2 separate regions of the Homo sapiens genome follow, and region 1 is linked to region 2. A link is a loop called in an ENCODE intact Hi-C map of the cell type or tissue named here. Cell type or tissue: mammary epithelial cell. All regions are shown on one strand. Links, peaks and the distances in the headings refer to the core of each region. The heading gives the core; the rest is flanking DNA.

What was found. A loop is a pair of places that touch in the nucleus more often than their neighbours do. Peaks named below come from ENCODE experiments on the same cell type or tissue, not always from the same donor. Only the 100,000 strongest peaks of a DNase experiment are listed, where the experiment ranks them.
Region 1: a loop joins it to region 2, with 16 times the contacts of the local background. A loop is called at or near these places in 78 of 110 quality-filtered maps.

Annotation. Positions count from the first base shown.
Region 1 is chr22:26,397,502-26,400,305 of GRCh38, reverse strand. No RefSeq gene overlaps it. Among named protein-coding and RNA genes, the nearest start is that of ASPHD2, 30 kb to the left of the region's middle. In mammary epithelial cell, for the core only: a CTCF peak has its summit at 1,460 (motif pointing left); a DNase peak (open chromatin) is centred at 1,445.
Region 2 is chr22:26,460,331-26,463,134 of GRCh38, reverse strand. The region is part of intron 11 of HPS4 (HPS4 biogenesis of lysosomal organelles complex 3 subunit 2); the gene reads left to right. Among named protein-coding and RNA genes, the nearest start is that of HPS4, 22 kb to the left of the region's middle. In mammary epithelial cell, for the core only: a CTCF peak has its summit at 1,730 (motif pointing right); no DNase peak of the experiment used is centred there; H3K27ac peaks cover 456 bases.

The DNA.
Region 1 (2,804 bases), core at 112-2,611, 63 kb after region 2:
GGCAGACCTTGCTTGTATGTGTCTATGTATGAATTTATTCAGCCTGAGATTTTATTAGTAAAGGAAGTCCTCTCAAGCAGTTTCACCTGGCACAAAAGTTGTGAGATTCACGACGTTGGAAAATTTGCAAATCAAATGGTTCATTTAGTATGATACTGTACTTGCTAGTGGGATTATGTTGATTATGCACTATGAATAGCATATTTTATTTTTCTTTCTTTTTAAAAAATTGGTTGTGGCAAGAACACTTAACATGAGATCTCAACTTTTAACAGATTAATTTTTTTTTTTTTTTTTATTAGACAGAGTCTCGCTTTGTCGCCCAGGCTGGAATGCAGTGGTGTGATAATAGCTTACTGTAACTTCAGACTCCTGGGCTCAAGGGATCCTGCTGCCTCAGCCTTTCCAGTAGCTAGGACTACAAGCATGCACCATCACACTAAGCTAAGTTTTTAATTTTTTTGTGAAGACAGGGTCTTGCCATGTTGCCCAGGCAGGTCTCAAACTCCTGACCTCAAGCAATCCTCCGACCTTGGCCTCCCAAAGTGCTAGGATTACTGGCGTGAACCACTGCACCTGGCCCCGAACAGATTTTTAAGTGTACAACATAGCATTGCAGAACTTGTTCATCTTATGCATTATTTTTATATAAGAAGGGTGTGGTGGTATGGTTGCTAGAGAAAATGCAGGATCCCAGTTAAATTTGAATTTCAGATAAACAACACTTTTTTTTTAAGTATAAATATGTCCCAAATATTGCACTTTCCCATTGGCCCAGCTTGGCTCATGTGACCATCTCTCCACTAATCATGGAACCTCTGATTGGCCAGACCATGGTCAGGTGTCCCACAGTCAGAACTGTATTATTAATACTACAGATTTATTTAATTTTCAAATTTAATTGGGTGTCTTGCATTTTTATTTTGTACATTTGGTAACCCTACGTGGAAGAAAGTCAGATGGGTAGGGGGTGGGAGAATTCCTGAGTTTGGGGAAGGAGAGAGATTCAAGTAGGTTCCCAGGAATGTGAGACTCTTGGGGACAGAAATGGGTACAGAGGATTTTATGGAAGTTTTTCTGTGTGATGTGCCTGGTAATATACTTCCCACTCAGTCCCTTCTAGAGAACATCAGTACAAGTTAGAATCTTTGAAAGTCTTTTGTGTGGTTCTCTGGTTGGGGGCAGCATTGTATGAGCCCTGGGTCCAAAGCCACCCCATTTTTTATCTGTAACACGCAGCCTGGGCAAGAATGAGTAACAATGATGCTGGTTTCTTTTACTGCCAAGAATGAAGGGCAGCCTGCTAATTCTCCAAATCATATTTTGTTTTACCAGAAAGAATCCATTTCATCAGTTATCTTTGTCCAAAGAAAATAACCATTGTGAGGAAACAGAAGTGTGATTCAGTTTCTGTAGGATGCTCAAGGCCTTCCTTGAGAATCCCATGCTGAGGATGCCATCTGGTGGTTTAAAGGGACCCAGCTTGCCAGTGACACCGGCCCGGCTTTGGGCTTCTCTATTGGCTGATAGTCATTTCTTCACCAAATATTTGAGTGCCTACTCTGTGCTGGGCACTGTGGTAGCGCCACCAACAATAGTATTAGTGACATAGTTTTAGAATGATGCAGGCATACCTTGTTTCATTGGGCTTTGCTTTATTGCACTTTGCAGAGACTGATTTTTTTACAGATTGAAGTTTTGTAGCAACCCTGCATGGAACAAGTCTACTGATGCCAGTTTCCCAACAGCATGTGCTTACTTTATGTCTCTGTGTCATGTTTTGTTAGTTCTCACAATATTTCAACTTTTTAATTATTGTTATGTCTATTACAGTGATCTATGATGGGAGATCTTTGATGTTACTACTGTAACTGTTTTGGGGTGTCATGAACTGCACCCATAGAAGATGGCAAACTTATTCCATAAATGCTGTGTGTGTTCTGATTGCTGCACAGACTGGCTGTTTCACCATCTCTCTTCCAATCTTTGGGCCTCTCTGTTCCTTAAGACACAACAATATTGAAGTTAGGCCAATTAATAATCCTGCAATGGCCTCTAAGTGTTCAAGTGAAAGGAAGAGTTGCCATCTCTCACTTTGAATCAAGAGGTAGAAATGATTAAGCTTAGTGAAGTAGGTACATTGGAAGCCAAGACTGGCCTTTTGCTAGGCCTCTTTTGCAACTTAGCCAAGTTGTGAATGGAAAGGAAAAGTTATTAAAGAAAATTAAAAAGTGCCACTCCAGTGAAAACACAAATGAAAAGAAAGCAGAATAGGCTTATTGTTGATATGGAGAAAGTTTAAAGGTCTGGATAGAAGATGAAACCAGCCACCACATCTCCTTAAGCCAAAGCCTAATTAAGAGCAAGGCCCTATCTCTCTTCAATTCTGTGAAGGCTGAGAGAGATGAGGAAGCTGCAGAAGAAAAGGTTGAATCTAACAGAGGTTGGTTCATGAGGTTGAAGGAAAGAAGCTGTCTCTATAACATCGAAGTGCAAGGTGAAGTGGCAAGTGCTGATGTAGAAACTGCATCAAACTATCCAGAAGATCCAGTTAAGATCATTGAGGAAGGTAGCTACATTAAATAATGGATTTTCAGCATAGATGAAACAGCCTTCTATTGGAAGAAGATGCCATCTAGGACTTTCATAGCTAGAGAGAAGTCAATGCCTGGCTTTCAAGCTTCAAAGAACAGGCTGACTCTCTTGTTAGGGGCTAATGCAGCTGGTGACTCTAAGTTGAGGCCAGTGCTCATTTACTGTTTCAAAAATCCCAGGGCCCTTAAGAATTATGCAATCTACTACTC
Region 2 (2,804 bases), core at 188-2,687:
TAGTAGGCAGGGAAAGTGGTAGCAGTAAGAACAGCAGGTTGAAATTGCTGCAGGGCAAATGGTGTCTTGGGGCTTTCCTTGTTTTTATTCTTAAATGTGTATTATTCTAAGCTGATCTTACTATCATGCAGGGCTTGTGACCCTCCATAAATGAGCTAGTCACCTTGAAATACAGAAGAAGAGATAAGACTGCACAGCAGCTTCCTTGCACAGAGCTCCTAGCAAGAGAATGCTCTCTGGAGCTGTCAGGCTTCTCTGTGCCCTTTCCACAGACGCTGGATCACTGAGTTATGGCTCATTTGCTTCCTGTATCCCCATTCACCATAGCTAGGAGTGACTATCCATCTCCTTCTTATAGCAGTGCGGGGAGTTGTGGCTGCAGTGTTAAATGCCTCATCTCCCTGCCAATGCCTTGGTTTTCATGGTCTGTTCTGCACAGTGTCGAGCCTTGGAAGTGTCATTTTGAAGGGCCCAGTGTTTGAATGCAATAAAGTGGATATAATACCTCTCTTTTTACCTTCCCCCACAAAAAGGAAAAAATAGCCCAGGCTGCTCTTTGAGATGTATTCTGCACCAACTATATGTGAAATACTTCGCATCTCTCGTTTTAGCCAAGCCTTAGAACAGTTCTGGGAAGGAGGCATTGTAACTCCCATTTTACCAGTAAGAAAACAGCCTCATTGAGATGAAAAGACTTCCTGCAAGTGGCAGGTCCAGAATTCTTGCTTGTTTCTGGTTCCCCACCCCAGCCTCTCTGTCCCCCCACTGCCCTGCCCTTGCAGTGATAGCTGGGAAGCTGAAGAAAGGGGGTCAGTGTCCTGCCTTCTGTGGCTCGTGCTCTATGGCCATATCCCCTGGTTTGTCAAGGTCTATCCATGCTGTTACGACATCAGCCTCCATGGGCTTCTGTGGAAAGCAGGGTTTGATGCTGGCTAGGCCCCGGGAAATAGACTGCAGTTTTATGGAAGAGAAAAAGCTAATCTTTTCTTCTTTTTTTTTTTTTTTTTTGAGATGGAGTTCCGCTCTTGTTGCCCAGGCTGGAGTACAATGGTGTGATCTGAGCTCACTGCAACCTCCGCCTCCCCGGTTCAAGCGGTTCTCCTACCTCAACCTCCTGAGTAGCTGGGATTACAGGCATGTGCCACCAGGCCCGGCTAATTTTGTATTTTTAGTAGAGACGGGGTTTCTCCATGTTGGTCAGGCTGGTCTCGAACTCCTGACCTCAGGTAATCTGCCCGCCTCGGCCTCCCAAAGTGCTGGGATTACAGGCATGATTGCACCCATCCCTGAAAAGCTAATCTTTTCTAGTATGGAGTGACTAACTTTGATCAGCCCACTGGTTTGAGAGTGGGTTTGTTAATCAGACCCAAAGGATTTCTGTTTTATAATCAGGAAGAGGTGTTTGATTGCCTTTTTGTCCCAGACTAGCCTTGAAAATACTTTATCTGATTTCCCTGCAGCCCCTCTGCTACTGTCTAGAAAAACCAAATACCCCCAGTTACGGTGAGCACACCCCTTTTGCAAGGGCTCCTTAATGATGTTACATACTGCCAAGCTGCCCTTGTGTCATTTGGCTGTCTTGTCTTTGGGTGGATCAGCTTCCACAGGGAGTAGGGGTAGGGTGAGGGGCAGCAGGGGTTGGGATTGGTGAAAGGAGCCCTGGGTGGAGCAGCCAGGAGGGTTGGGATTGGGGCTGGAATTCCCTCAGAGGGAGTGGAATAGGCTCACACCAGGGGGCAGCATAGAGCCGCTGATAGTCCATTACTCAGACCCCAAGATAATCTCCTTGACCTTCAAACACAGTGATCAGATTAATTATTTATCACTACAATAGGACATGGAGCTTCTGTGTACAGTACATGAGGCTTGAAGTTAGTGTGAGAGTGTTGCCATAAAACATTTTATGAAAAAACACCTTCCCCCAACTGGGAAACCGGTATCTCTAAGTGAATGTGTGTTCCATGCATTGCTCCTGCTGCACGCTGTGTCACACACTGACATTTGTGCCACTTGCTTTCGTGTGCACTAGAAGTCAGAGGACCCGGGAATTAGCCTCAGCTCTGTGTTGCCTAGGGCTGTTGTGAGGATCACATTATGTAGCAGTATATATCGGTGGCTGGCAAACATTTTATGTAAAGGACCAGAAAGCAAATATTTTCAGCTTTGCACAGCTTTTCAGCTCTGCTGTTGCAGTACAAAAACAGCCATAGACAGTATATAAATGGTATGACTGTATTCCAGTAATTATTTATGGACATGGAATTGGAACTTCATATAATTTGCACATGTTACAATATTATTCTTTTGACTTTTTTCCCCAACCAAGTAAAAAAATATAAAAACCATTCTTAGGTCTCAGACTGTACAAAGATAGGCAACAGGCTGGATTTAGTTTATAGGCTAGAGTTTGCTGACCCCTGGTATGTATGAAAGCACTTGGTTATCAGTAAAAATTATCCACATGTCATCTGACATAGCATCTTGTGATTAACTGTGTTTTTATGGTTAAGTGATCCTATCTTGAGTGCAAGTTAGGCAGAAGATTTTGGAAGCAAAGCTCCGTGCCTGTGGGGAAACAGTTTTTGGCATGGCTCACTCTCTGTTCTTATTGTTTCTTCCTCTGGACACCAGCTCAGCATGGAAGGGATGACTGTTAGCACGTTCTTGAGGTCCAAAAACTTTCAGTGAGGCTGTGGTTTGACTTCATCAGGTGAATGCTTATGTGTGCCCGTGTGCGTGTCGGCACATGCACACACACACATCTGTTCAAATAAGAGGCTCAGTGTTAAACGCAGTGTTGGTCA